Regions from separate parts of the Homo sapiens genome. Here all the other regions are linked to region 6. The links are chromatin loops, found by intact Hi-C in ENCODE. Cell type or tissue: PC-3. All regions are shown on one strand. Region 1 overlaps PDYN-AS1 (PDYN antisense RNA 1). Region 2 overlaps SIRPA (signal regulatory protein alpha). Region 3 overlaps PDYN-AS1 (PDYN antisense RNA 1). Region 4 has its middle 110 kb from the start of SIRPG. Region 5 has its middle 15 kb from the start of STK35. Region 6 holds the start of LOC124904859 (a long non-coding RNA gene).

The links. Hi-C counts contacts between places; a loop is a spot of excess contacts. Peaks named below come from ENCODE experiments on the same cell type or tissue, not always from the same donor. Only the 100,000 strongest peaks of a DNase experiment are listed, where the experiment ranks them.
Region 1: it touches region 6 in a loop (5-fold over the local background); 35 of 110 quality-filtered maps call a loop at or near these places.
Region 2: it touches region 6 in a loop (8-fold over the local background); 7 of 110 quality-filtered maps call a loop at or near these places.
Region 3: it touches region 6 in a loop (13-fold over the local background); 99 of 110 quality-filtered maps call a loop at or near these places.
Region 4: a loop joins it to region 6, with 8 times the contacts of the local background. A loop is called at or near these places in 68 of 110 quality-filtered maps.
Region 5: it touches region 6 in a loop (10-fold over the local background); 54 of 110 quality-filtered maps call a loop at or near these places.

What each region holds. Positions count from the first base shown.
Region 1 is chr20:2,004,377-2,009,376 of GRCh38, forward strand. PDYN-AS1 (PDYN antisense RNA 1) reads left to right here. Exons shown (of 4, transcript NR_134520.1): 4 at 2,556-3,141. Among named protein-coding and RNA genes, the nearest start is that of PDYN, 13 kb to the left of the region's middle. RefSeq lists a silencer at 1,547-1,841. In PC-3, a CTCF peak has its summit at 2,502 (motif pointing right); a DNase peak (open chromatin) is centred at 1,645; H3K27me3 peaks cover 1,105 bases.
Region 2 is chr20:1,898,010-1,903,009 of GRCh38, forward strand. All of the region lies in intron 1 of SIRPA (signal regulatory protein alpha), which reads left to right. Among named protein-coding and RNA genes, the nearest start is that of SIRPA, 5.1 kb to the left of the region's middle. RefSeq lists enhancers at 2,184-2,753, 2,563-2,612, 3,850-4,349. In PC-3, CTCF peaks have their summits at 2,506 (motif pointing right) and 2,706; a DNase peak (open chromatin) is centred at 2,492.
Region 3 is chr20:1,963,430-1,968,429 of GRCh38, forward strand. It overlaps PDYN-AS1 (PDYN antisense RNA 1), which reads left to right. Exons shown (of 4, transcript NR_134520.1): 3 at 2,175-2,914. Among named protein-coding and RNA genes, the nearest start is that of PDYN-AS1, 19 kb to the left of the region's middle. RefSeq lists an enhancer at 1,133-1,683. In PC-3, CTCF peaks have their summits at 2,397 (motif pointing right) and 2,631; a DNase peak (open chromatin) is centred at 2,382; H3K27me3 peaks cover 2,079 bases.
Region 4 is chr20:1,761,688-1,766,687 of GRCh38, forward strand. No RefSeq gene overlaps it. Among named protein-coding and RNA genes, the nearest start is that of SIRPG, 110 kb to the left of the region's middle. In PC-3, CTCF peaks have their summits at 2,919 (motif pointing right) and 3,122; a DNase peak (open chromatin) is centred at 2,924; H3K27ac peaks cover 1,330 bases.
Region 5 is chr20:2,084,355-2,089,354 of GRCh38, forward strand. No RefSeq gene overlaps it. Among named protein-coding and RNA genes, the nearest start is that of STK35, 15 kb to the right of the region's middle. In PC-3, CTCF peaks have their summits at 2,420 (motif pointing right) and 2,620; no DNase peak of the experiment used is centred here; H3K27me3 peaks cover 4,584 bases.
Region 6 is chr20:2,169,631-2,174,630 of GRCh38, forward strand. It overlaps LOC124904859 (a long non-coding RNA gene), which reads left to right and starts at 3,545. Exons shown (of 2, transcript XR_007067500.1): 1 at 3,545-3,780. In PC-3, a CTCF peak has its summit at 3,080 (motif pointing left); a DNase peak (open chromatin) is centred at 3,101; H3K27me3 peaks cover 2,005 bases.

The DNA.
Region 1 (5,000 bases), 170 kb before region 6:
GTAAGTGGGAGGGAATATCAGACAACTGCAGAGTGCAGATTATCATTTAAATAAAATCCCCATGGGGCTCGCTGGCAGCATTAAAATTGCTCCTGCCTCTGTGGTGCTGTCACAGAACAGCCTCTCTCCTTTATTCTGCTTTACCATAGAAAGAGGCAGTGTGGTGCAGTGGAAATACCCCAGGGCTGAATCCTAGGATTCAAGTCTGATCCATCATCTCTGGGCTGTGTATAACTAACTAGGCAATTCACTTACCTCTCTGAGTAATGATGTTTTTATCAATAGAATACAGTGATTAGGAGCAATGAAGGGCTCCAGAGCCAGACTGCCTGGCTGGGCCCTGGACTAGCTGTGTGATCTTTGGCAAGTTGCTTAATCTCTCTGGGCTTCAATTTTCTTATCAGTGAAGTGGAGTAATAACTTCACTTTCCTCATAGGGTTGTTGCAAGTATGATATTAATACATGTAAATGCTTATCACAGTGCCTACTATATACTCAATGATCAATACATGATAGCAGGTGCAGCAGTAACTGTCATTTTGTGTTTCTCATATTCCAGACACCCTGCTTTGTCCTCCTCAAGACCTACAGGATCTCGTCTTCATGTCCCCTATTGTCTAATCTACTCCACTCATACTGGCTCCCTTTCTGGTCCTTGGATATGCCATCTTGTTCCCACCTCAGGGTGTTTGCTCTTGTTGTTGCTTCTAGTCGGAATGCTGCCCTCCCCTAATATTTTCATGTTTTATTATCTCAATTCATTCACATCTGTGCTCAAATGAAACCTCCTCAAAGAGGCCTCCAATGATCACCTTATCTAAAAGAGAACCTTATCTATCATCATCTATCCTCTTGCTTGGAATTATGCTACACATTTGTGTACTTGTTTATTCTTTTTCTCATCCACTAGAATGTAAGTTTCAGGAAGCCAGAAATCTTGTCTTTCTTGTACTTGACTGTATATCTATAACTCCTATAACAGTTCCAGGCCATGGAAGCACTCAACAAATATTTATAGAATGCATGAATAAGTAAAAATATTATCACATTAAATATGGGTCAAAATGAAACACTCACTCAGCTTCAGCCTGTTAATCCCAGACAGATCTCTTTTGGGCTACTATATACCACATATATGACTCTGCCATATACATCTGAGTATCTGAGTCAGAACTTCCACAGCCAGTTCTGACTCAGAGCTGCCTACATTCTTGGGTGACAGACATGGATGAAAGCAGCTGGAGAAGGCATCGATGACTGCTGCCTTTTCCTTGCCCAGGAAGAGTCTAGAGAAAGAATCCACCACTTTTGCAGAACACTTTAAAATAGGGCTTTATGGGGCTGTGGACTCCCAGTACCCCTTCTCCCCCACCCACCCCCATTGTAGACATGATCATCCTGCATCACCTATCTGCCCAGTGTTTCCAGCTAGCAAGAAATGCCAAGTGGGGACATCTGGAAAAAGGAATATTAGCTTTGGATTCCAAGAGATGGCAAAATGAAGATGTCACTAATAGTCAGTGAAAAGCTGGCTCATTCTTCCTCTCTTTATTCACTTCCCCTGGGCTCCATTTTCTGCCTCAGCACCTGCGCCGCCTCATGCTCGGTAGCAGGAATTTGCTTTTCAGCACCACGGACAGCGATTGGCTGGCAGCCGGGGAGGCGAGGAAGCCAGAACGTGGGACATTCATGCAACCAAACAAATATTTACTGAGCACATCCTGGGGGCAGGCATACTGAAGAATACAGAGATTTATGTGGTCTTGACCTTTAAATCACTTAATCTCTTCGAGTCATCAATATTCCTAAACTGATACAGCTGGGGCAAGGCCCCGAGCCTCCTGATACTTGGAAAGTGTGGAGAATCAAAGGGAAAATGTTTCCCTTCTCAACAGTTGTTAAATTTATGCTGTGTATTTGCATATGTTATCTAATACTCTCATTAGACTGTCACCCTAAAAACAAACAAAAAAGCAGAAAACAGGTACTGCAATGTTGTATTCACCATTATACCGCAAGTACCCAGCACGGTGCCTGGCCCATAGTAGACACTCAATAGGTTTTTAATAAATGTGTGGATGAATGAATCCTCACAAAATCCTATTTTACCCATTTTTATTTTACCCCTATTTCATAGATGAGAAAACTGGGTCTCTGAGAACTCCCTTCTCGTGACAGCTATTAAGCGGCAGAGCTTAGGTTTGAATCCAGGACCTCCTAATTTCATGCTGTGCTGTCAAGCAGAGCCACTTAACTATGCGCTGGGCACTCTCGGAGCCTAGAAAAGGTGCCAGCTTGGGAGAGGCTGATTCTAACAATAGCACTGACTCACTATTCAACCTTGAGGGAATCATGTTTTTCTTTCTGGCCTCAACTTTGCCATATGTAAAATGGAAAAGGAGATTGTGTGGCTAATGGGTCCCCTCCCCACCCCACAAATGGCTTATAAGGGGCTCCCCGGAAGGCTTGGATCATGCGTTTGTTGCAGCTGGACCACGCGACCAGCAGGGGGCGCTATAAAATGAATTAAAACATCCTTCCCTTGCCTCCGCAGGGCGTCAAATGAGAAGCGTATTGATATCCCAGCAGACCTCAATATCCTTTTTCATCTTCCCGCTATAACCAGAATATGTGCGCAAGCAGTGCAGGAGCTCTTCTTTTTAGAGTGCAAAAAATGAACTTCAACCCCTCTCGAGAAGTGAGTAAAGAGGCAGCCCTAGGACACAGAGACAGTGCAGTGAGGCTGCCGTGACTTATCGCCCAGGAACCCACTGATTGAGTAACTTTGGACAAAGCCTCGAGCAAAGATAACTGTTTAAGTGGCTGCGGCAGCGGAAAAATCAGTTTGGCTGATTGATGTCCTGGGTTTCTTGTTAGTGGGTGGCTTCCAGCCATGGCTCTGCCTCAGCTCCCAGAATTACTCCAATAAGTGATTTGCTCATCCCTAACTCTTCTGAGGGGGTGGGGAGAGGGAGCTGAATCAGCCTTCTCACAACCCTGACTGGGATTTAATAGGGGACTAGTGGGCATTGGTGCACTGGGGGCAATGTGGGGAGAGGAGCAGATTTGTCAGGCTTGGCAAAAATATCTGGCTCCTGCCTGTGGGTGTGGAGGGGAAAATAAAGTCAGAAAAGAAGCGATTGCAGAGTGAATGTCTTTCAATTATTTGAAAAGAATGCAAATCAAATGTGTCACGAAGGCTGTTTCTGTAATCAAATCCTAGTCATTGAAATCTAGATTGACCAAAGTGGGTCTCCAGATTGAAGAGCAGTAACGGGGGAGCTTGGGAGATTTTTGTCAGGGAGCCCTACTCAGTGTAGGAGTCACCCGGGATCATCAGAAGGGAGCAGGCTCTGCAATTAACCAGACCTTGATTCAATCGTGGCTCTACTATTGACTGTCTGCAAGGCCTGGATCTAGTTGCTTAATCTTTCTGAAACTCAGCTTCTTCATTTGTAAGATGGGAGAATACTAATAATATATCTACTCTTTCAGCTCTCTATTCTTGCATATTAAACCACATTAACACTTCGTGGGATAACAAAGCAATCATTCGATTATGCTCACAGAGTCTTAGATCAGAAATTTAGACAGGATATAACAGGTATGGCTGTGTCTGCTGCATGATGTCTGGGGTCTCAGACTGGAAAACTCAAATAGGTGGGGGTTGGAATAACCTGAGACTTTTTCACATGGTCCCAGGCAGTGTTGCCTCAAAGGCTGGGTTCAGCTACAATGCCTTACCTTGGCCTCTCCAGCAGGATTCTAAAAGCTAGTGTTCCAGTGAACAGGCAGAAGTTGCATGACCTTTTATGACCTAGCTTTGCAAGTCACATAGTGTCACTTCCTTCGCACTCTGTTGGTCAAAACCATCACAAGGCCACTCAGATTGAGAGGAGGGGACATAGACCCCATCTCTAAGTGGAAGGAGTGTCAATTTACAGCCAAGTTTGAAAACTACCACACCTACCATGCATGGGTATTATTATAATTAAATGCCAGCAGCTACTCCTGTTCCCTCAGAGGATCAAACAGTTCTTGGTGAGAGCTTTTCATCATTCTTAGATAAAATCTATAAATTCTTACCATGGCCTATAAGGCCTGGCATGGTCTGGGCCCGATTTCTTCTCTAGCTTCTTTCTGCCCATCTCATCTCTCAAATGCTTTGCCATTTGCCTTCCTTCAGCAACTAAAAGGCATCATGCTCCTTCCCAACTGCCAAGTCCCTTTGCTCTGCTGCTACCTCTGCCTGGAACACTCCTTGCGCATTTCATAGCCTGGCAAAAATTATGTATACCTAGGCCACTGCTTCAGGGAAATCCTTTCCAATTCTCCAGACCTATGTCAGGACCCCCCTTACATGCTGTTAGAGAACCCAATACTTTTACATCATAGCACTAACCACAATCACTATGTAATTATTTAACTAACAGCCCTCCTTTGCTCCATGCTCAACCTGACCACCATCATGTCGACTAACAGACAGGGACCCCTGTCTGTCTTGTGTTTTCAGCACTTAGCACAGAGTAGGTGCTCATTAAATATTTGCTGAATAAAGAGTGAACGGATGATTAGGCCACCAAGGCTTTATGTTTGGGCTGGAATCACATTTGCTAATAGTAATTAGCTCACATTGATCAGATACCTGGTTGGCTTTGATGTCATCATAGGGCTTACTGGTATTCCAGGGAGAAGTTTTTGGTATTGAAATGAGGCCTCCTGGGGTATCCTTTTGAGGGCTGTTCTTCTGGAGAGGCCACAATAGCTCCCATCTCAGCTGTTACACTCAGTACTCCCTGCGACAGCAGAGAATGTAGAAGATGTCTATCTGAACCCTGTAAGGTGCAGTAAGAATTTTGGTGTACTAATTCATCTGAGCCCAGCTTCTTTTCATCCAAGTGGTGCCAACAACACCAAAAGCATTAAATAAATAATTAAACCATAGAATTGTACACGCTCAACACACTCTGTGTGCTAGGCACTGTGCCAGGCAGTAAAA
Region 2 (5,000 bases), 270 kb before region 6:
GCAGGATGCCTGCTTGGCCCCAGGTAGGCCTTGAGACCTCTGAGTCACCCCCCAGGCCGACCTCAGATAAACTCCCATTCATTTCTTCTCTCTGGCCTGGAGGAGGCCAAGCCAAGTTGCAGTTCAGGCTCTGGGGAGCAGCGGGGCCCCCCAGTGAACCTCTCACCGTTTGGTAGAGGGTGGCACTCTGGGGGCTCCTCTGTACTTTCCTAAATGGTAAAGTTAATCTCACTTCCTCTTTCGTAAGAAGAGAAAACGGGGCGGGAGTGCTTTGGCTCAACACATCAGGCTGTTGGAAGTTCCTTTAAAGCCATAGTTTTCTCTGAGTACTTTCTGGCCTTTACCAACCCCTCGGAAACTCACGGTAATTCACGTCTGTACTTGCAGTCATGCAGCACCTATGCAGTGCTGGTGTGAACCATGTGTTGAGAGAAGGGAGGAAAACCAACATTCATTAGATAGTTAATGGCGTTCCAGGCCGGATGCTGCTCCTGCGTCGTCTCACCCGCAAGACATGGATTGGCTCTTCTCCCCATTCTGCAGATGCAGAAAATCGAGTCCCAAACTGGGGAACTAACTTATAAGTGATAGAGAGGAGCCAGGATTTTGGATGCTGGCCTTCCTGCTGGGTGGCTTCTAGGGAAGAAGCTCAATGACTTAATCAGGATGATTTAGTCCAAGCTGGAGAGGGAGTGAGAGAGGCCCCTTTCTGGCCTTGGGTGGAGGACTGTAGAAGAGTTCTTTCTCTGGGCAGAAGGTTTTGATGAAGTCACAGGCATTTCTCTGAAAGCCTGCTGAGGGTGGAAATACTGACAGCCCCTTGGTCCTCACCAGTAACAACACATGAGAGGTGATGTGGCTCCTGTGAGAGCCCCCCATCTGGGCTGCTGAGCTCTGGAGCCCCCAGAGCTGGAATATTCCTCCCTGCATCTTCCTGGTGCCCTTTGCGACAGATGGAGAGGGGGTGTGCGAGAGGAAGGGAGTCTAAAAGTGTTGTACGGATCCCACACGCGCTCGCTTGCTGCTTCCAATGGCTCCGTGCGACAGGTTATTTTCTTATTTGTAGTCTTGGACTGACGGAAGGTTTCCCCCCTCTCTCTCTCTTTTTAAATGTGCTCAGATTTCTGGCCTGTCAACACAACTCAGATCATGTCACTCCCCAGCTCAAAACTGTTGAGTGGGTCCAAGTTTTCTTTAAAAAAAAAAAACAAAAAAACACAAAGCTGCCGTGAGGCCTGGGCTTCCTCCCTGCCAGGCCTGATTTCCAGCCACATGTTTTCCAACAAGCTGACCTGTTGAGATGCTGCAGGATAACCAGGCTTCCTCCCTGCAGACCAGAGCTTTGCTGGCTACTCAGCCACACGAGCACCCCAAAGACCCTGAGAAGCCCTGCAATGTAGAATCCCGAGCTGGGTCACATTTACTCCAGTGTTCCCTGAACTTATGAACGAGAGGCATTTGATTTGTAGTATGCCCGTTAGCATGTGGCCTCTCTCCGTTTGGTAAACGGTTTTCTACAGATCCATGCCCTCAGCTGAACTCTCAGCTCTGTGCCTTGGCCCGTGCTGTTCCTGCCATCAGAAATGCCCTCCCTGTACCTCCTTGTCTTCCTGTGTCTGAATCCTACTCATCCTCCGAGGTTCAATTTAATGTGCCTCCTGGGGAGAGGTCAGAGGAGCCTCTCCACGCAGACACACACCCTGGCCTAGCGCTAAGATGGTGCTAAGACCCCTGGGTGTTGATCTGAGCCCTGCTACTGACTTGGACAATTTGCAGGAATCTGTGTCTCATTTTGCTCATCTGTAAAAGAGGAATGGTATTAACCACTCTATTGCAAGGATTAAGTTAATTAATGCGTGTATAATGCTGGAAGCCATGCCTTGTATGTAGTAAGCACTCAATACATATTAACCAGTGTTGTAATTAGCATGGCTTTATTCTGGTTTGATTCCTCTTTTTTAACAATTGGGACGGATTTTCATAAAACATCTAACACAGTTGCTTACACATAGGGGGTACTTAAAAAACAGCAAAGGCTGTTCAGTGAACAAATGTCCTTCAGCTTGATATTTTCCTTGTAGCTTTTTTTTTTTCTTTTTTTTTTTTTTGAGATGGAGTTTCACTCTTGTTGCCCAGGCTGGAGTGCAATGGCGTGATCTCGGCTCAACGCAACCTCCGCCTCCTGGGTTCAAGCGATTCTCCTGCCTCAGCCTCCCGAGTAGCTGGGATTACAGGGATGCGCCACCATGCCTGGCTGATTTTGTATTTTTAGTAGAGACAAGGTTTCTCCGTGTTGGTCAGGCTGGTCTCGAACTCCTGACCCCAGGTGATCCACCTCCCAAAGTGCTGGGATTACAGGCTGAGCCACCGCACCACCCAGCTGTCCTTGTAGCTTTTATGCTGTTGGGGGATGGACAAGTTGAGTAGAAACCCAGGCTAGAGTGATTTAATTGCCTGTTACTAGGGACTGAGTGCTGTGGGCACAGCCTGCCTCTAGGTGTCTCTATCTGGATCCACAGGTCTGCAGTTGTGGATTCCCGGACCTGCAAAGCAGTAGGGGGCCTGAGAGAGCCCTCTGTGCTTTCATCCAGTGCCTTATGGTGCGGCCAGAAGAACAGAGAGAAAAAAACTGGCCGGGCCCACGCGGGAGATCCATGGCAAGGCCCGGCTGGAACGCCAAGCCTCCTGTGGTCCAGGCCAAGGCTTTTAAAAACTGGGCTGTGCTGGAACTTTCCACTGTTTCAGCCAGAAATCTGACAGGATCCCGAATTCCCCGGGAAAACACTAAAGTAATACTAATAGGAACCATCTGGGTTCTCTGCTTCCTGGGCTCAGCACTTGGTGTGTGTGACCCTGGTGGTACTCACAGCCACCTGGCGATGCACGTCGTTATCTTCGGACCCGTTGGATCTGTGAGGAAACTGAGGCTCTGAATGGTGAAGCAGCTTGCCCAAGGCCACACCGTAAGCGCCAGATGTGGATAACCACTGTCGGCCTAATCACAGAGCCTATGTGGTTAACTGTTGTGCCATTCCTTAGCCGTCACTGAGGCTTGCTTGACAGGTAGGGAAACTGAGGCCCAGTTGTGCTGGCACCCTGCTCCCTTAGTGCTCCTCTCATTTTTGTTTTTGTTTTTTCTTCCTTTCTTTCTTTCTTTTTTTTTTTTTTTTTTTTTTTTTGAGACGGAGTCTTGCTCTGTCGCCCAGGCTGGAGTGCAGTGGTGCGACCTCGGCTCACTGCAGCCTCTGCCTCCTGGGTCCAAGCAATTCTCCTATCTCAGCCTCCCCAGTAGCTAGGACTACAGGCGCACACCGTCACGCCCAGCTAATTTTTGTGTTTTTAGTAGAGACTGGGTTTCACCATATTGATCAGGCTGGTCTCAAACTCCTGACCTCAGGTGATCCTCCCGCCTCGGCCTCCCAAAGTGCTGGGATTACAGGCGTGAGCCACTGCACCCGGCCTCCTCTCGTATTTCTATCAGTGCACCTTCCTATGAGGTGGGGGCAGTGTGTGTCCCCAAGGTGTGTCCCTGTCCCCATACTAGAGAAGGAAGCATCTATTTTCACAGCTGAAACTGCTTTCCTGTTAACTGCTGGTGTTCCTGGGATGGGTATTCTGATGAAGCCCTCCACGAGATGGATTTTCCCTGCCAGGTGTCTTGCCAGGCCCTCAGTCCAGAGAGATGCAAAACAGCTGAGGTGGAAGTCGGAAATGCTGCAGAATTGGTTCTTTGTGTCTGTAAGATTTCCTGGCACATTCGTTCGGGGGCGCAGGGTGTTAGATGGCTGCAGATTAGCGCCAAGAGCCCAAGGAGATCAGGTGCTCGGATCAGGAGGGAAATTGGAAGCCGGGAGTGAGCGATGGGCCTCCCAGCCAGGAGGGACGGCTGGAGCAGGTGGGCGGTGATACCAGCGCCGTTTCTACAGCTCCATTCTTCAGGCCGACCGTCGGTGTTCTCCAGAAATGGAAGCCCGTGGTGGAAGGAAATACTAGGTACACGATGTGCTCGGCACAGGCTGAGCCTTGAACATGTGTTAGCTCTTCCTTATCTTTTTATTTTGGAAAATTTCAAACATATGCAAAATGAGAAGGAATGATGTAATGAGCCTCAGCTTTGACACTGATCAACTCTATACCATGCTTGTCCCCTGCCCCTATTTTTGCTAGGGAGAGGAGAATCGGGGAGTATATAAAGCAAGTGCTAAACATGGGGTATCATTTCACCCACCGATACTCTCTCCACATCCCTTCATGTGAGCTGTTACCTGACCCTCACCACGAGCCAAACAGTATGGCCCTTCATCCCCACTTTACAGATAAGGCAACTGAGGCTTCCCAAGGCCAAGTGGGGCTCATCCTTAGGCCACACAGCCAGTGAGAGGTAAAGCCAGGCTCCACTCCTCACTTTACCCTTAACCACTTTGCAGTCATTATTAGGGTCATTTTAATTGTAAATATTCATTCAACAAATATTTTTGAGCACCTACTATGTGCCAGGGATGGCTCTAGGTGCTTGGAGGATACAAATGTGAACAAGACAGACAAAAACACCTGCTCTCGTGCAGCAGACATTCTAGTGAGGAAGAGAAAAACACACCCAAGTAAACAAATGATGCCAGGTAGCTGGGGAGAAAAGCAGGAGGAGGGAAGGGAGAAGGTTAGTCAGGACAGAGGGAGGGCCGCTCTAAGGAGCAGAGGCCTCAAGAAAATGTACAATTAAGGCCAGGTGCGGTGGCTCACGCCTATAATCCCAGCACTTTGGGAGGCTGAGGTGGGCAGATCACCTGAGGTCAGGAGTTTGAGACCAGCCTGGCCAACATGGCGAAATCCCATCTCCACTAAAAATACAAAAATTAGCCGGGCATGGTGGCGTGCGCCTGGAATCCCAGCTACTCTGGAGGCTGCGGCAGGAGAATCGCTTGACCCCAGGAGGCAGAGGTTGCAGTGAGCCGAGATTGCACCACTGCACTCCCGCCTGGGTGACAGAGCAAGACTCTGTC
Region 3 (5,000 bases), 210 kb before region 6:
AATAATGAGCAGGTGAATAAATAAATAAATGATCAAAAGAATGAATGAACAAGTGAATCAATGTTTGAGTGGATGAATGAATAAGTAAATAAGAAAATAAGTGACTGAGAGAATGGATGAATAAATAAGTCAGTAAACACTTTGCATAAAATAAAATAAAAAATAAATGGATTGGTGAATGAGCTGATAAACGAAAGTAGTTAGTAAAGAAATATCATTGGTCATCTGAGCCTCCCCACCCAGCAATATTTGTAGCCCTAATTTCTTCAGCCAGTTGTGGACGTGGCTGTATCCCCAGTGCTTATAACTGTATCTGGTGCATAGTAGGTATTCAATAAACATTTGATGAATAAATCAATGGATGAACGAGTGTCGGTAGATCCGTTGACCCAGTGCTGTGGCAAACACTGAGGTTGATATTAGGAGCCTGGTTTTTAATCCTAGCCCTTTGCTTTTCAATGATGTCACTTTGAGCTCAGCCCCTTTCTTCTCTGAGCCTGTTTCTCTATCTGTAAAATGGAAAAATTGCCTTTATTTGTCAAGGCTAAGGTAAAGATGTGATTGTTACCAGAAAGGGGTCCTGATCTAGACCTCAAGAGGGGGTTCTTGGACCTCGCACAGGAAAGAATTCAGAGGAAGTTCATAAAGTGGAAGCGAGTTTATTAGGAAAGTAAAGCACACACAGAGCAGTGGCGTGGGTTGCTCAACTGAGTATACTTACAGTTATTTCTTGATTACCTGCTGAACAAGGGGTGGATTATTCATGAGTGCTCCAGGAAAGGGGTGGGCAATTTCCAGAACTGAGGGTTCCTCCCTGCTTTAGACCATATAGGGTAACTTCCTGACATTACCATGACATTTGTAAATTGTCATGGGTGCTGGTGGGAGTGTCTTTTAGCATGTTAATGCATTATAATTAGCGCATAATGAGCAGTGAGGATGACCAGAGGTCACTTTCATCACCATCTTGGTTTCAGTGGGTTTTGGCTCTTTTTTTTTTGTTTTAACCACATCCCGTTTTATCAGCAGGGTCTTTGTGACCTGTATCTTGTGATACTAGTCCTGCCAACCTTCTATCTCATCCTGTGACTAAGATTGTCTGACCTCCTGGGAATGCAGCCCATTAGGTCTCAGCCTTATTTTACCCAGCCCCTATTCAAGATGGAGTCACTCCTGTTTCAATGTCCCTGACAGAATAATAAGAGCCACATGGAAAAAATAAGGGCTCGACAAGTATTCATTCACTCCAGTCCCCCCATTCTTTTCGTACTACCTGAAATCCCTCCTGGGTTTTTTTAAAATTATAAAGCCCATACTATGTCTCTTCTCTTACAGAAGCGCACTTTCTCATTTGCACATCTGAGCAGCTGAATTTCACGCATAGCACCTCCCGGGGTTTGGTCAAAGGAGACAAAGACTCTCTCCTTTGACACAAACTAGTCTGTCTCCTCTGAGTCCTCCACTTGACTAGGCAGCCTCTCTGTCCTTGTAGACTCCAGCTGGAGCAAGAATCCTGCTAAATCAGTTTAGCAAAAATCCCCACTCTTGGTGTCCGACCATTGTGGATATCTGATCAGCTTGGCCTGCCTTCAGCAATAATCCTCTCACGTTAGTTTAGCCAGAAAATCCCTGAGGTTTCCTCTTAGTAATTTTCCATCCGTGGACCCCCGCTCTGCTCCTTGGTTATAAATTCTCACTTGTCCCTGTTGGAGTCAGAACTGAGCCCCATCTCTCTTCCCACTATGAGACCCCACTGCAGCGATCCCTATACCCATCGCCAGGGGACCTTGAATTGGCCTCACCACCTTCAGCGAGTGCCACGAATAACGTTTTCTTTAAGAGTTCTAGGCTCATGAAAAGCTCTTCCTCTCAGACGTTCCCACCTTAGTTGAGAGCTCTCCACATTTATAGTTTACTATTTTTGCTTTGATCATCATCATCATCATTACTGAAAATTTCCCCCAGAGCTTCAGGCAGAGCTGGGTAGACAAAATACTTCCGGCCTGTTTTTATCTTCGTTTTTAATTTTAAATGGAGAAAACATGGGATGGGTGGAGGAAGCAAAAGTGCTTTCTACTCGAGTGAGGTTTAAATTTCTGAACGCCACTATCCAAGCTCACTCTCCACTGGTTCCGATGAGAGCTGGGGCAAACAGGATTTCCCTTTCTTTGCAGTGAGGAAATTGCCTAATCATTTGCAGGCTAAGAGGAAAGACCGCACTGCAGAACAACTTATTTTAATAGGAAGCACCAAGACTTCTTATCTTAATGCTGACGACCGCCCGTTTATATTAGATGATCCCCTGAGCGTCTCTCCTTTTGTCTCCTTGAGTTTGAACCCTTAAGACCACGTGGACGGTGGGGAAATCCTCCCTCAACGTGCATGGCTCATCTCGCCACGAGGGGGCGCTCCCAGATCAGAGACACGCGGCTGCCGCCCACCCACCTCGCGGCCGCCACCTCCTGTGCGTGCATCATCTTCGCGCACCTGCCCAGAGGGCGGGGCCGGGGGGTCTCCTGCCCCATTAAGACTCCCTGAAGTCCAGGTGCAGCCCTGAAGGCTAGAGCAAGGTCACTACCGAGGAACAAGATGTCCTGTGAGACGTCCCGGGATCTCTGTGAAAACTCTGGACCTCTGGGAAGTCAATGGGGACTGCACTGAGGGCCTACTGTGTGCCAGGGCTTTATGTAACCCAAGTTATTCACTCCACAAACACTGAGGGCCTGCAGAGGTGGCTGTCCAAGAAGGGAAGGAAGCTGAGGGTGAAGGAGGGAGCCTGACCCTCAGACCAGTTTCCCTGGCAGCCAGCAGAGCATTCTGCAGCATGCTGCCAAGCAAGAAAGTGGTCTCAGCTGTGCACTAGCTTCAGCCTGCTCCTAGGGGAGCTCTGGAGTGGGAGCTGCACTACCACGAGGTGAGTGACTGGTCTTTTATGCCCCTAGATCTGGAGTGGGGAGGGGTATGACAGCCAGAATCAGGGGCCTAGATGTGGCTCCCATAGCATCCACCCCAAATGTCAGCAATGATTGTTTTCAGATTGTGGTTACGTTGAGGATCCGTCCCTTAGGCAGAGAGCATGGAGGTGGCTCTCAGAGACACCCTCTCTTCCAGGGCTCCCCAGGGCTCCTCAGTGTCAGCCCCAACTCTTTCATGAGAGTGTGCTAGGACCTCCTTCTCCAAAAGAAAATCTCCAGTGAAGATCAATGTGTAACCTTGGGAGGTTGAGATGAGAGAGATGATGAGATGATATGGTGGGGATGCTTTAGGAGTTCCCAAGGCCTGCTGGTGCTCTCTGCATACTCACCTGTGCCCAAACTGAACCAAGCTCATTCTCGACGCTTTTCCTCTTTCTCTCTCCCAATCCAGTCAGGTGCCTTGTCCTGCCGATTCCATACCCTTAATGTTCCCTACCCAGACTGGCAGTTACTGTGTAGTTAGCAGACAAGCAAGGACTTTGGGGGTTACCCTAAAACCCCAACTTAGCTCTTGAGTGAATCCGGGAATGTCAGTGTGGAAGGGATTTTTTGGATGCAGAAAAGGTTTCTTGCAAGTACTTGTTACTTAATATTCAATGTAATACAGTAGCTTAAAAAAAAAACCCTAGTCATTCTTAAGCCTTTAAGTTCAATTTACAAAACTTATTATTCGATTTCTATGCAGTCAGTTTCAAGGGGCTTTTGATTAATGGTCAATCGACTCATACTCGGTTAAATGATTCATACCATTTGCAAACTTGGTTAATTAAATTATCTTCAACATTTTACACAGGACTTACTAATTTAACGTATTCAATTTCCTTTTTTAAACACTTTCATTGCCTGACCTGACAAGCAAAACTTTCCAAAGTACTTAAACCACTTTGGAAAATCTAATTTAAAAACTTATACAACAGTGAATCTCAAGATCTCTTATACATTCTGGAGTCATTTATAAATTTAGTATAAAAAGATTCATGTGCTTCTCAACGGAAGAATCACAAGTCTAAACTCAATTACATATTTTAAATAGGAGTCACAAGGCTAATTTGTTCATACTCTAATATGCAAAAAAAACCTCTTCAAAGTTGTGAATACTTTAAATACCAACTACACAATAATATAGGCTTGACTTCTAAACCTTTGTGGGGTTAAAAGATATCTGCCCAGTGATGGAAAAGTTCCCCATTTTAAGGTAATTGGGGTGACATCTTTCAGTACATTGTACTACCTCAGGGGCAAAGGTTTCATATTGTGGCAGAAACTGCTGGATCTCTAATATCCGTGCTCCCCTGCCTCCTTAGAAATAGAACCTCAGACTCTAAATGGGCCAATTGGCTACCTAGAATAAAGATGGCATTTCCCAGCCTCCTTGTATCTGAGTGTGGCCATGTGACTCAGATCTGGCCAGTGAGATAAGCAGAAATGTTACATAGCAACTTCCAGAAAGGACAGCTGACGCGTATGTCCTTTCCCCCTCTTTTTTATTTGTTCCTCCATCTTGCCACCTGGACCATAGATGTTGATATAGTTTGGATATTTGCCCCTGTCCACATTTCATGTTGAGTTGTAATCCCCAATGCTGGAGATGGGGCCTGGTGGGAGGTGTTTGGATCATAAGGGCGGATCCCTTGTGTGTGTCTTGGGCCATCCCCTTGGTGGTGAGCGAGCTCTCGCTCTGAGTTCACAGGAGATCTGGTCATTGAAAAGTGTGTGTGGCACCTCCCTCGACCCCTGTCTCTCTCTCTCTTGCTCCTGCTTTCATTATGTGACGTGCCTGCTCCTCTTTCACGTTCCACCAGGATTGTAAGCTTCCTGAGGCCTCCCTAGAAGCCGAGCTGATGCCAGCACTATGCTTCCTGTACGGCCCGCAGAACCATAAGCCAATTAAACTGCTTTCTTTATAAATTACCCAGTATCAGGTATTCTTTGTAGCAATGCAAGAACAGCCTAACACAGGTGGAGTGGTCAGATTCCAGTCACTGTCTTGGACCTGGAGGTCCAGGGTCCCCCTTTAGGGCTGGT
Region 4 (5,000 bases), 410 kb before region 6:
AGCTACGGAGGTGCTCCCAGCCATCAGTCAATTCATTAAGACACAAAAAGACATCTCTTTGGAGAGTCTAAGGATTTTAGGGGTTGTTTGGCAGGAAACAGGGTTGAAGACCAAATATATATTTCACAATATCACAATGGGTGAAAGACATAAAGAGACATTTTATCAACAAGGATATATAGATAGAAAATAAACACATAAAAGATGCTTACATCGCTAACCATCAGGAAAATGCAAATTAAGATCATAATGAGATATTATTACTATGTACCTAATAGAACAGTTATAGTAAAACATAGTGACAATATCAAATGCTGGCTAGGATGCGGGGAAACTGAATATCTAATACATTGAAAATGGGAATGTAAAATAATACACCCACTCTATAAAACTGGTTGTCAACTTCTTAAAAAGAACTAAGCATACACTCACTATACTACATGAACCAGCAATTGCCCTCCCATGCATTTGTCCCAGAAAAATGAAAACTTATGTACACACAAAAAACCGTGCACAAATGTTTGTAGCAGATTTATTTGTAACAGCAAAACACTGGAAACAACCAGTGTAAGACAAACTTGTCTTACAAGTGAATGGCTAAACAAACAGTATGCATCCATACAATAAAATAACACTCAGCAATAAAAAAATAAATTATTTATATATGCAACAACTTGTAAGGATCTCAAAGGCATTATGTTGAGTGAAAAATCAAACTCAAAATGTTACATACTGTATGATCCCATTTATATAACATTGTCAAAATTACAGAGATATAGAAGAGGTTAGCATTTGCCAGAGACTTAGTATGGTGAGGGTGGGTGTCACTATAATGAGGTAGCACCAGGGAGACCTTTATGGTTATGGAATTGTCTGTATTTTGACTATAGTGGTGATTACACAAACATACACAGGAGAGACTGAACATAAGCAAAAGCTAGGAATATTACCAGACCCAGCTGGAAATAATGTTCAGCCGGGTGGGGAGGTTCATGTCTGTAATCCCAGCACTTTGGGAGGCTGAGGTGGGTGGATCAATTGAGGTCAGGAGTTCGAGACCAGCCTGGCCAACATGGTGAAACTCTGTCTCTACTAAAAATACAAAAATTAGCCAGCCGTGGTGGTGCACACCTGTAATTCCAGCTACTAGGGAGGCTGAGGCAGGAGAATTGCTTGAACCCAGGGGGCAGAGATTGCAGTGAGCCAAAATTGCACCATTGCACGCTAGCCTGGGCGACAGAGTGAGACCCCATCTCAAAAAAAAAAAAAAAAAAAGAAAGTAAGAATATTCAAACACTTATTACAATATAGACATCGACTCTTAAATTATCCCAAATTATGATATAATCATATTCAGTTGATGGGGAATAGAAAGTGTTCACGTGTGGCATTAAGTCAGCAATGGTGGAGCATTATATTACCATCTGTAATTGTGGGAAGTCAAAAGTAACGCCTAATACTGAAAAATGAAGAAGTGGCAATATGAACATGTTATATGAGATATGGCAGTAAAAGTCTAAGATAATCTATTAAAAATTGAGAATAGTTGCTTCTGGGAGATAGAATATGGTTGGATGTTAGGGAGACTCCAATTTTTATATGTAAAACTTATATAACTATTTATTTGACTCTTAGTGTGTACATGTAACTTTGAGAAAGATAAACACTAATTTAGATCATTACACGAATGTTATAGGAGTTACACACAAAGGCCAGGTGGGGTGGCTTACACCTGTAATCCCAGCACTTTGGGAGGTGAGGATGGTGGATCACTAGAGGTCAGGAGTTTGAGACCAGCCTGGTCAACACAGTGGAACCCTGTCTCCTGGCATGGTGGCATGCGCCTGTAATCCCAACTACTTGGGAGGCTGAGACAGGAGAATCGCTTGAGCCTGGGAGGCAGAGGTTGCAGTGAGCCAAGATCACACCACTGCACTCCAGCCTGGGCAACAAAGTGAGACTCCATCTTAAAAAAAAAAAAAAAAAAAAAAAAAAAAAAAAAAGTTATATATAAAAAGAATATCCATACTATTAGCACTAGTAAGAGAATTTCATAAGCTTTCCAGCTCTAAGATTGATGTTCAAAACTCAATTGCAATCCTATTCAGTAGTCAACAACCACTGAAAAAAGTAATAATAAATTTTAAAGATTCCATAAACTAGAATATATTAAAGGCGTCTCTAACTAACGATGCAAAAGACCATTATAGAGAAAAAAACTGTAAAATTGTAAACTGAACTTCATAAAAGAAAACCTAAATAAATAGAGGTATACCATGCCCATAAATGGGAAGTCTCAATACTGGAAAAATGTAAATGTCTCCAAAATAATATATGAATTCCATGGAATCAATTAATAAATCTAAAAGGATTTTTCATGAAAGTTGATAAAGTGAGTCTAAAATGCATTTAAGCCAAGAATAGTCACAACAATTTTGGATAAGAAAAGGTGAGATGACTTGCCCAAAAGATATCAAAACTTACTGTGGAGCTATGCTAGGCCAGGCACAAGCATACCTCGGAGATATTGCAGGGGAATGTTGTGGCTAGTTTGATCATCTCTCGAGACCACTAAAATTTTCTCCTTATCAGCAATAAGACTGTGTTGCTTTCTTATCAGTCATGTGCTCACTGGAGTAGTATTTTTAATCTCCTTCAAAAACTTTTCCTTGGCATTCACAGCTGGCTGAGTGTCTGGTGCAAGAAGCCTAGCTTTCAGCCTGTCTCAGCTTTGGGCAAGCCTTTTTTTACTAAGCTTCATCATTTCTAGATTTGATTTAAAGTGAGCGATTTGCAACTCTCGCTTTCACTTGAGCACTTAGAGGCCGTTGCAGGGTTATTAATTGGCCTAATTTCAGGCCAATGCCTCTCCCTGTGCCTCAGGCTAAGTAGGGAGGCCTGAGGAGAGGGAGCAAGACGGGGGAACGGCCAGTAGGTGGAGCAGTCAGAACACACAAGACATTTTCCATCAAGTGTGCTGTTTCATAAGGACACGGTTCGCGGAGCCACAAGACCATTACACTAATCACAGATCCTCAGATCAGATATAATAATTATTAAAATTTGAAATATTGCAAGAATTACCAAAATGTGACAGAGACACGGAGTGGGCACATGCTGTTGGAAACATGGCACCAATAGACTTGCTCAATGCAGGGTTGCCACAAACCGTCAATTTGTGAAAAACGCAGTGTCTGTGAAGTGCAATAAAGTGAAGCACAATTTAATTTGCCTGTATTGACAGAGAGCTAGACAAGTAGATCAGTGGAACACAGAGCTCATCGAAGGAACCACAGATCTATAGACACTCGCTATATAGCAAAGCTGGCAGTGGATATCAGGGGGTGCTGGATAATTAATCCTTCCAGAGAAAAGATAAGATTCCTATCATCTATAAAAAAATAAGATTCCTACCATCTATAATGCATACACACACGTGTGCACACACACCAGCAGAAAAATATAACAAGATGTGATGGTGTGCGCCTGTAATCCCAGCTCTTTGGGAGGCTGAGGCAGGAGAATTACTAGAACCTGGGAGGCGGAGGTTGCAGTGAACCTAGATCGTGCCACTGCACCCCAGCCTGGGCGATGGAGTGAGACTCCGTCTCTGTCTCAGCCAGTGTCCAGAAGAGCTTTTCCCAAGTTTTCTTCTTTTTATAGTTCCAGATCTTACATTTAAGTCTTAAAAAGATAAATTTAATAAAAGTGCACAAGGTTTATATTAAAAACAAAGCTGTTTGTAAATGACATAAAAGACAACATGAAAAAATATAAAAATATACAGTGATCCTGAAAAAGAAGCCCCAATATTTATACCACTGTATGTATAATATAGGAATACTCTGGCTGTGTACATCCAATTCCCTCTCCCAGCCTTTGTGCCATTGTATCAGGTATTATATGATATTAATGCGTTATTATCATAATATCCACACTGCGTTATTATTTTTAGCTTTAAACATTCACTTATCATCTATAGATTTTGTTTAAATGTCTTTTAAATTTATGCATCTATTTACTTTTTCTGTTCTTCATTCTTGTGTATGGATCCAGATTTACATCTGGTGTCATTTTCTTTGTGCCTGAAGGGTGTCCACTAGTATTTCTTATAATTCAAGTCTGCTGGTGATGATTTCTTTTGCTTTTGTTTGATTTTAAAATACATTAATATCGGAATAGAAGAAAGGAAAACTCCTTAACTCTTTAACTTCCTAAAAGGTATCTATTTAAAAAATGCAATAAACATTCAAAAATATTATATATATATGTGTATATATATATATGTGTATATATATATGTGTATATATATATGTGTATATATATGTGTATATATGTGTATATATATGTGTATATAATATGTGTATATATATGTGTATATATATGTGTATATATATGTGTATATATATGTGTATATATATGTGTATACATATATGTGTATATATATGTGTATACATATATGTGTATATATATGTGTATACATATATGTGTATATATATGTGTATATATATATGTGTATATATATGTGTATATATATATGTGTATATATATGTGTGTGTGTATATATATATATATATATATATATATATATATATATATAGCGAGATGAAAGGGATAAATGGAAAGAGTAAAACTTAAGCAACAATTGGAAATTTTTTTTGTGTAACAAAAGCTCCCAAATCATACCAATACTGCAGCTTTGTGCACCAAGCTAGAGGAACAAGGCAGACTCTCCCACACATGCCCAGGGAAACAAATAAAAGAATGTTTGTTGCAAAGTTGTACTAGCAAAACACTGAATGAAGCTTCAAAATCTGTCTTGAGAAGAATTGATAAATTGTGGCATATTCTTACAATAGAAGACCACAGAACAGTGGAAAATTAATAAAATGTAGCTCCATATATCAACAGAAATAAACCTCACAAACTGTGTTAAGCATAAAAAATAAAGTTCCAGATTGCTGTGTACAGTGTCAAAGCATCTATATAATGTTAAAATA
Region 5 (5,000 bases), 85 kb before region 6:
GGCAGTTTCTTCCAAAATTAAACATGTGCTTACCACACATGCAATTGTATTTGGGCATTTATCCCAGAGAAATGAAAACTCATATCCACATATGAATGTTCATACCAACTTTATTCATAATACCGAGAAATCAAAAATATCAAATATTCTTCCACAGGTGAATGATTAAACAGATGGTGTTACATGGCTACCATGGAATGCTATGCAGCCACGGAAAGGAATGAACTATTGATACATGCAACAACATGGATGGTCTGAAGGGAACTATGCTGAGTGAAAAAAAAGACAATCTCAAAAAAAGTTACATATTGTGTTATTCTACTTACATGGCATTCTTGGAATGACAAAATGAGAGAGAGAGAGCACACAGGGATTAAGGATGAGGGAAGGAAGAAGGTGGCTGTGGCTACAAAAGGGTAGCATGAGGGATCCTCGTGATGAAACTGTTCTGTATCTTGACTGTGGTGGTGGTGCCACAAATCTACACGTAATAAAGTTGCATAGAATTAAATACACACACGCACACACACGTGAGTGCATGCCACACATGACATCTGGATAAGGCGGGTGGATTGCATCAGTGCCAGTTTTCTGGCTGTAATATTGCACTAAAGTTATGCAAGATTTTACATAATAACAGCAACCACTGGTAAGAATGCAGAGAATTATGAGAATGGAGAGAACAGATCACTCATAAATTGCTGGTAGGCATGTAAAATGGTACAGCCACTGTATTTGGGTGAAGGGTATAAAGGATCTCTGTATTATTTCTTACAACTGCACATGAGTCTACAATAATCTTAAAATTAAAAGTTTTTTAAAGTATTGAGTACTCCAAAGAGATTTGTATATCGATATGTACTGTACCAGAAATTAACAGACATTTTAAAAGTATTTATTAGTCTATTTTTAAGGCAATAATAAATCCATTACATGCTAATATAAACAAAACATTTTTTGTGAAATATGAGTATATTTTTCAAAAAACATAGTGTGAAGAGTGACATTGCCTTATATTTCTGTAAACCTCTTTAATGTCTGGCTTCATGGACAACTGGATTCTCATGTCTGCTTCTCTATTATGATGTGTTGATAATCACACATCATGTAGCCTCTGCAGGGTTTTCTGGAGGTACGCAGTTGGCCCTTGACCAACACAGATTTGAACTGGGCAGGTCCACTTAGACACGGATTTGTTTCAACCAAACGCAGACTGAAAGTACAGTATTCTCAGGATGTGAAAACAGCATGTATAGAGGGCTTTGGTTTACAGGAGTTCCACAGGGCTGACTGCGGGACTTGTGTATGTCCTGATTTGGGTATTTTCAGGGGTTCTGGAACCAATCCCCTGTGTATACAGAGGGATGACTGTATGAATCTGGGCTCGATTCTGGGGTAAAACCCTCTGTATACTTGTGAAAGAAGGAGAGTGAAAAAGGCAAATAATGCCTCGGTGTTATTATGAGAATAGTTTTAACCTCATGGATGCTTTAAAGGGTCTCAGGGTCCCCCAGGTAACCCCGATCGCATTTGGTGATGATTTGTCCATGCGTGCTCTGGCCCTTACAAGTGAGTTGGGGCAAGGAGAGCATCTTTTCAACTTTGTATTCCAAGTGCCTTGTACAGTGCCTGGCACTCAGAGAGGGAGAGAGAGGGCGAGGGAGTGAGAGAGAGAGCATGCGCCAATCTGGTTGACAGCATATTGCTTTAGACTTCTAGTTCTGAGTCAGAGTAAAAGTCAGAGCGTTCTGATATAGCTTGGTCTCATGGAACAAACACTATTCTAAGAAACCAGTTTCATGCTCCTGGGGCATGAAACATGGGGCTGCAGTGATGGAGTGGCCTTTAAAAAGGGTCACAGTTTCTCACAAGTCTTGACCTTGAGGCCATTCAGACCAAGCACGGAGAGAAAGGGGCTTAGCGGGTTATGCAGACGTATAATAAATGATTTCCTCCTAATTTACTACCTTCCTCGTAACTCCCGACTCCTGTCCGTCCCCAAAGCACCCATTAGGGGCCAGTCTCAGTCCACTTGGTCCACAGCTGCTCTGGGAAGTGGAAAAGAATTTCAGGCCACAATTTCAGATTATGAATTGATTCTCAGTTCTCATCCAAAGTACTCATCAAAGCACAATTTAGCCAGGAGCATAGAAAAACGCAGATGCTGACTTGAAATTGCCCCTGAAAAATGTCTGTTGGTATCTACTGTGTGGCAGACACTGAGTCAGAACTGTGGGAATATTCCAAGATGACCCAGCTTGGCCCCTGCCTCGAAGAGCTCCCGATCTCATGGTGAAATGATTTGACTACAGCTGGCCAGCAACAAGGACTCTAAAGTGGAATGAGCAACCAGTGAAGAGAAATCAACTCTTCTAGGATCGGGGAAAGGAAGTTTGCATTTGATTTTGTTTTTGAAAGGAAGAGAGGGATGTGGCCAGTAGAGGGAGGACAGTGTACGGGAAGGTATTGTATTAGGGAAGATAGTTAATTGCTTTGACATAGATCTAAAGTCACAGTGGTCAAATAAAATAGGTTTCTGTCTTTTATAACAGTCCAGGCTTATGTATTCTATGGCTCCCACAGTGACCCCACAGCATGAAGAACCCAGACTCCTTCCTTCCTGATGCTCCACCACACCTGAGCCCCAGTCCTCATCTGTTTGCATGGTCCAAAGCCATCATATCTGTGTTCCAGCCAGTGCAAATAGGGAAAGGGGATAGCAGGCATACTCTTCCCTCCTAAGAGCACATTTCAGCAGTTGCACGTTTTACTCCTGCTCTTGCCCCATTGGCCAGAACACAGTTAAAAGGGAGATTGGGAAATACAGTTTTTAAATGACGGCCTCTGTTGCTGTAGAAAAAATTGGGAGACAACTAGAGGTTTCTGCTCCAAGCACAGGGATGAGGAAGTGGAGGGGGGTTTTAGAAGGAGCCAGTAGCTAAGTATGTTTAAAAATTGTTGGAGGAAGGAAATACAGTAAGAAAGGTAGGTTGGGGCCACAGTTGCCCCAGACTGTGGGGCTACAGACTTTATTCTGTAAATCAGTGGTTCCAAACTTAAGTATGTATCAGTATCACCTGGAGGACTTGTTAAAACCCACATTACTAGGCCTCACCCCCAGAGTGTCTGGTTTCATAGGTCTTAGGAGGGGCCTGAAAATACGCATTTCTTTCTTTTTTCTTTTTTTTTTTTTTTTGACAGTCTTGCTCTGTCGCCAGGCTGGAGTGCAGTGGCATAATCTCGGCTCACTGCAACCTCCGCCTCCTGGGTTCAAGCAATTCTCGTGCCTCAGCCTCCTGAGTAGCTGGGACCATAGGTGCGCACCACCACACCCAGCTATTTTTTTGTATTTTTAGTAGAGACAGGGTTTCACCATGTTGGCCGGGATGGTCTCGATCTCCTGACCTCAAGACCAGCCCACCTCAGCCTCCCAAAGTGCCGGGATTACAGGCGTGAGCTACAGCGCCCAGCCAAAAATACACATTTCTAACCAGTTCCCAGGTGCTGCTGGTCCAGGAACTTTGAGAAATGTGGAGCCACAGAAAGTTCTGAAGAGAGAAATGGCATCTGTATTTCAGGAAGTTGTCTGTTATAGTAGAGAACAAGCCGTACTGAAGCTTCTCAGAGCACCAGAGCTTCACACCTTCTTGATCCTTCATGTTCCTGAGAAATTGCACTCAAGAAAAACAGGGATGATAAAGAGCCTGCAAAGCAAGTTCATAGAATTTCCAACTGCCCAGGGCTCAAGGATTACTCCCCACTTCCTGGCAGGGCTAATGGCATCAGCCTCAACTATCATTTCTTTGCTTTGTGTGCAGAAGCCTGGATATGGGTGGTGTGGGGCAACTCCCTTTCCTCCCTGCACCCGGGTTTCTCCATCAATAATAATAATGAGAATCATTTACCTGTCTTAGGTGCCAAAAATGATCAGATGACACAGATCAAAAAGTTAGACAATGTCCCAAGACTGTGGAGACTCCAGCACTTGCCTACACTGTGGAGAGTGAATTGGCATGGCCTCTAGAAAGCAATTTGATAATCAAACCAGAATTAAGATGCTCATAACCTTTGACCTAATAGTTCTATTTCTAGGAATGGAGCCTATAGATACACTCATGTTTATTTGCAAAAGACAAAGTTGTTCAGTGCCCATAATTTTTACTGGAAAGAGATAGGAAACAACCTAAATGGCATCCATAGAGGGCTGGTTAAACAAACCCTGGTGCATCCAAAAATGGAACAATAGACCAGGCTTTAAAAATATTAAGTTAGAGCTACATGAGCCCATTTAGAATATATACATCTTAGAGCACATCTCTGGAAGGATTTAGAGAGATAGTTTGCCTTCGAGGATAGGAATTGGAATGGAGGTCCGGGATGAGAAGGAAACTTCCTTCTCACTCTAACCTTCTGTTTACTTGTTTGATTTTTTCTACTCCAAGTATGCAGTACTTGCTTAAATACATAAACACACAGGTAGTGCCAGGTGCCTTCCATGCTTTATCTCACTAAATCTTCAGAATAACCTAGAAGGGAAGCACTCTTATTATTCCCAAGGCACAAGGAGGTTAAATCATTTTGGGGAGGGGCTGCAGGAGAGAGGGGAGAGAAGGAGACTTGATTTGTAGGGCTGCCCATTTCCATAGTGTGAATACTCTCACTGTGACTGATTTCAAGCTCCCAGCATGATGTCACTGAACAGAGTTGGAAAGAGAAGCTCACAGTCAGCTCTCAGAAGCACAGAAGAGCCAACTCCAGCACACACACCACTGTAGGGAACCTTGCACCTGTAAAGAAGGCACCATTGTCTCTTTCCACTTCATTCCTGAAAGAGTTGGTTTCCAAGAACAAAAGAAACGCAAGCAAATACATCACTTCAGGACCTAAAAGCAACTTTCCCGATCCTTATAAGTACTGGGGACTTCAGCTATAGTGTAAACAACACGCATTGTGTTGCAATGGATTTGAAACAGAAACCCAGAAATTAAAATTAAGCATCT
Region 6 (5,000 bases):
TCCTTGCAGTGGGATGAGCCTGCATGGCACATGGGCCCTGGCTTGGGGAGGCAGGCCCTTTGGTGAACCGGCTCAGGATCATGGGCCGGGAAGCACTAAGCCTCTGGATACTGACTATCTCTTCAGACACCACCACATCCAACACCACGACAACCCGGCTTGGATCCTTACGGAGTGCTTCAGAGCACTGAACCAAAACCCCTGCACTGTGTATTGCACAAACCTCAGGCTCAAGCCTGCACATCTCTGCTTGCTGTCTGTGGGGGATGCTTCACAAACGAGTTCCCCTTTCTGGGTGTTATGAGAATTTTTCATGAGATATCTATCCTCCTTCTGTTTTTTTTTTTTTAATTATACTTTAAGTTCTAGGGTACATGTGCACAACGTGCAGGTTTGTTACATATGTATACATGCGCCATGTTGGTGTGCTGCACCCATTAACTTGTCATTTACATTAGGTATATATCTCCTAACGCTATCCCTCCCTGCTCCACCCACCCCACAACAGGCCCCGGTGTGTGATGTTCCCCTTCCTGTGACCAAGTGTTCTCATCGTTCAATTCCCACCTGAGTGAGAACATGCGGTGTTTGGTTTTTTGTCCTTGCGATAGTTTGCTGAGAATGATGGTTTCCAGCTTCATCCATGTCCCTACAAAAGACATGAACTCATCCTTTTTTATGGCTGCATAGTATTCCATGGTGTATATGTGCCACATTTTCTTAATCCAGTCTATCATTGATGGACACTTGGGTTGGTTCCAAGTCTTTGCTATTGTGAATAGTGCCGCAGTAAACATACGTGTTCATGTGTCTTTATAGCAGCATGATTCTCCTTCTGTTATTATTTGTATTATTCCACAGTTGAGGCCACTGAGACTCAGAGATGTTAAGTGACTTACTCAAGCTCACACAGCTGGAAAGGGCAGGGCTGAGATTCAAGGTTATTTATTCCAGTTATCTATTGCTGCATAACAAACCCATAACATAATGACTAACACAGGAACACATACTGTGTGCATAAATGTACAGTTTGGGTAGGGCTTGGCAGAGAGCTCATCTCTGCTCCTCTTGGCATTAGCTGGGCATGGAGTTTTCTGAAGGCTCATTCACCATGTGTTGGATGAGTGGTCTCGCTGTCCCCTGCAACCTTAGCTGAGTGCCTCTCCATAGGGTCTGGATTCCTTCCTCACAACATGCTACCTGTCTCCAGAGCCAGCATTCTCCCTCCCATCAAGGATTGAATGAGTCAAGAATAAAGCATTAAGCCAGGGGCAGTGTTTCACACCTGTACTTTGGGAGGCTAAGACAGGAGGATCGCTTGAGCCCGGGAGTTCGAGACCAGCCCAGGCAACATAATGAGACCCTGTCTCTAACAACAGCAACAGCAAAATAGCCACAGTGAGCTATGATTGCAAGGCAAGCAGGCAGGCAGGCAATCAGGCAGACAGGCAGGCAGGAAAGAAGGAAGGAAGGGAGGGAGGGAGGGAGGAAGGGCAGGCAAAGAGCTGTCTGGAACTGAAAAGTCCCCGTATAGGATCCAAGCAGAATGTTCTGTTCCTGAGCCCTGCAGGGCCCTGGTAAGCCTGGAGGTTAGGATGGAACCAGCTGTTTCCAGAACCTCCCTCCAAAAAAGAGGAGGATGGAGAAGGGACTGGCCCTGGAAGTCCTGAACTGGTCAGGTCAGGGAGCCAAACCGTAGAGGTTTCAGGCAGAAATGAGCCTTTCAAATGCCAGACTGCCCCTGATACAGCTGTTCCTCTTAGAAGTCTTGGTTCAGGCCAAGAACCAGGAGCTGCCCTGCTTCCGCCTCTCGCCCCCACTGTCAACAGTGCCACCTCCCAAATGTGCTGCGTCCACACACTTCCTCAGCCCCCATGGTCACACCGCAACTCTGGCCTGGACTGGTGCAGTAGCCTCCTCACTGTCACTGGCCCAATTCTAACACATTCCCACTCAGCAGCCAGAGATCTTTTGAAAGTGTAAATCAAACATCACATCGCATCACTTGGCTGTTCAAACATCTGAGGACTTCTTGTCCTTAGAATTAAATTCGAAGACAAGAAACAAAAACAGCCTGGGCACGGTGGCTCACACCTGTAATCCCAGCACGTTGGGAGGCCGAGGCAGGTGGATCACTGGAGATCAGGAGTTTGAGACCAGCGTGGCCAACATGATGAAACCCCGTCTCTACTAAAAATACAAAAAATTAGCCGGGCGTGATGGTGTGCTCCTGTAATCCCAGCTACTCGGGAGGCAGAGGCAGGAGAATCGCTTGAACCTGGGAGATGGAGGTTGCAGCAAGCCGAGATTGCACCACTGCACTCCAGCCTGGGTGACAGAGTGAGAGTCTGAAAGAGAGAGAGAGAGAGAAGAGAAAGAAGGAAGGAAGGAAGGAGAGAGAGAGAGAAAGAGAAAAGAAAGAAAGGAAGGAAGAAAGAAAGAAAGAGAAAAAGAAAGAAAGAAAGAAAGAAAAAGAAAAAGAAAGAAAGGAGAAAGGAGAAAGGAAAGAAAGAAATTAAAAAGAAAGAAAAGAGAATTAAATTCGAACTCTTCAAACTCAAACTCCTACAAGACAGCACTGCATCTCACCTTGCCCTCCCTGCTCCCTCTGCCTGGAACCATCTCCCACATTTATCTGTGCTTGGCTGGTTTCCTCTTGTCCTTCTGGTCTCAGTATGGAGGTTGCCTCCTTGGAGAGGTGCTCTGACCACGTGGTTCAAATCAGTCCCGACCCCCACCTTAGATCTTTATTATCTGGTGACATCACTTTATTTATTTATTTATTTATTTATTTATTTATTTATTTATTTATTTACTTGCTTTTTTCTTTGCTCCCCTCTACTGAGCTCTGGTCTCTTGAGCTGGTCCCAAGTATCAGAGTCAGGGCTTGGCACAGAGTAGACACACAATAAGCCGAGTGAGAGTCTAATGAACACACACACACCTCCCTTGGAGCGCTCTCACTCGTGTCCACTCAATCATATGCTGAGACCCTCTGCCACACTTGCAAACACAGACACACACTTCTCCACCCCTGGACACGTCCTGCGCGGGAGCTCCGAGATGCGTGAGCGCCTGTAACCAGGGATGCTGCCGCCCCCTCCTGGAAAGATTGGGAAAGTACAGCCAGAGTCTTTCTGGGAAACCACTCCAATGCTAACCTCAGGCTAATCCTAACTCCCCTTCCTTGCAGACAGCTGTCCCTGCCCAGGCAGGGTCTTCAGATCATTTCTGATATTTGGCCTAGGGCCTGGGCTGTATGTTCTTACCAGGTGCGGAGGAAGGAAGGAAGGAAGGGAGGGAGGGGAGGGGAGGGGAGGGGAGGAAACTGACGCAGGTAAGAGCATTCACCTCTTTCCCTCTCCAAGGCTCAGTTTCAGGATCATTGTCACAGGTCTGACACGAATCATGTGCAATAATTTTTTGTACATTCATAGGTTTGGAACACGGTATAAAGGGCCTTGAATGCCAGAATGAAGCCTTGGGTTTTATCCTGCAGTCGTTGGGAGCCACTAAGAGTTTCTGAGCAAGAGAGGGACAGGATCCGAACTGTGCTTTGGAAAGATGAACCAGCCGGTGTGCATTCATGCATTCACTCATTCGTTCATTCATTCATTCATCTGACCAAAATGTGCTTTAAACATCTTTTGCATGCCGGGCCCTGGGAATGCAGCAGTGACCAGAGGTGCTGTTGGACTTCATGGAGCTCATGGCCTCGAGTGACATGTGTGGGAGTGGACATTTGGACACAGAGGAGGCATCACCCCAGTCCTAGGCAAGGTGAGCCCTGGGGCAACATAAGGCTCACATAGGCGCCTTAGCTTCTGCCCTGTATGTAGACAGAGCAGGGTGGGAGTCAACTAAGCCACTGATTTAAGTACAGACCCTGGGACAGGGGCAAGCCTGTTGGTCCTCAGCTCCCATCCTAGGTCATGAGAGGCCAACTTGACCAACGCAGGAGGTGTATCTGTTCATTCCCCTCCCCAATCAAATAGATGCAAATAACATGCAAGAGGTCCGAATTTAAAGTATGTTAGTGTTAAATAAATGTATTATGGTCTGCCTGGCGCAATTATAGTCAAACTCAACATGTAGGATGTGACCCACATGAAATACTGAACCGATTTTAGTATCAGACAGCATACTCACTTTGGAGACGAGAAGAGGCAGAGGCCCAGGGACACACCATATGGAGAGATGCACACACGGGCAGGTGTTCATGAATTTACTGCATTCAGGAGGTGAGAAGAAAAAAGAGACAGATTTCATTTTCAGCTCTGGCTGGAGTTACGGTCCTTCCTTTGAAGGAACATGGATGAGGAGCTAGAAGTCCTAGGTACTAGTCCCCACCACAGCCACTTGGTAGCTGTGTCAATTCTAACTGGCCACTGTATTCTCATCTGTACAATGGGTCCAATGACAGGGAAGCATGAAGGAGACCATGGAGGTGTCTTAGGTTGGGATCTCCAGAAGTTGACCCTGAACCAAGGATTCCTGTGAAAATGACTTACTGTGTGTGAAGTATTTCCAGGAACAGCTAGAGGAAGGGGAAGCAGGCAGGGCCAGCAAGACCATGCCCCACCAGGTCTGTCCTGCAAAGGAGGTGGCATAAGTCATACCTCAGAGTTGGCCCATTTGGGGGGCAAGGGAGCTGGGGTATTCATACTCCTGTGCTCATTGGTAATTAGAGGGAGTAAATTCCCCTCTGGAGGACATACCTTTCCAGGCACTTCCAGCTCTCCATACGTACAGGCAAAGCTGGGTCGAGCAGGCTACGAACTGTCCTCTGAAAGACACAGGTGCTGGCTGCTGGGAGTGAGAGCATCCTGGGAGCTGCTGTACACAGTATGGGACCCAAGGGATGGTCTACTGTAGGACGGGAAGTGCTTTGTAAACTGTGAAGTGTGGTACTGGGATTGAGGAGGGTCCTCATCTGGGACTTCCTGCAGCTCACTGATCCGTCTCAGCCAAGTTGTCTTTCCTCGTGGGTCTATTTCTTC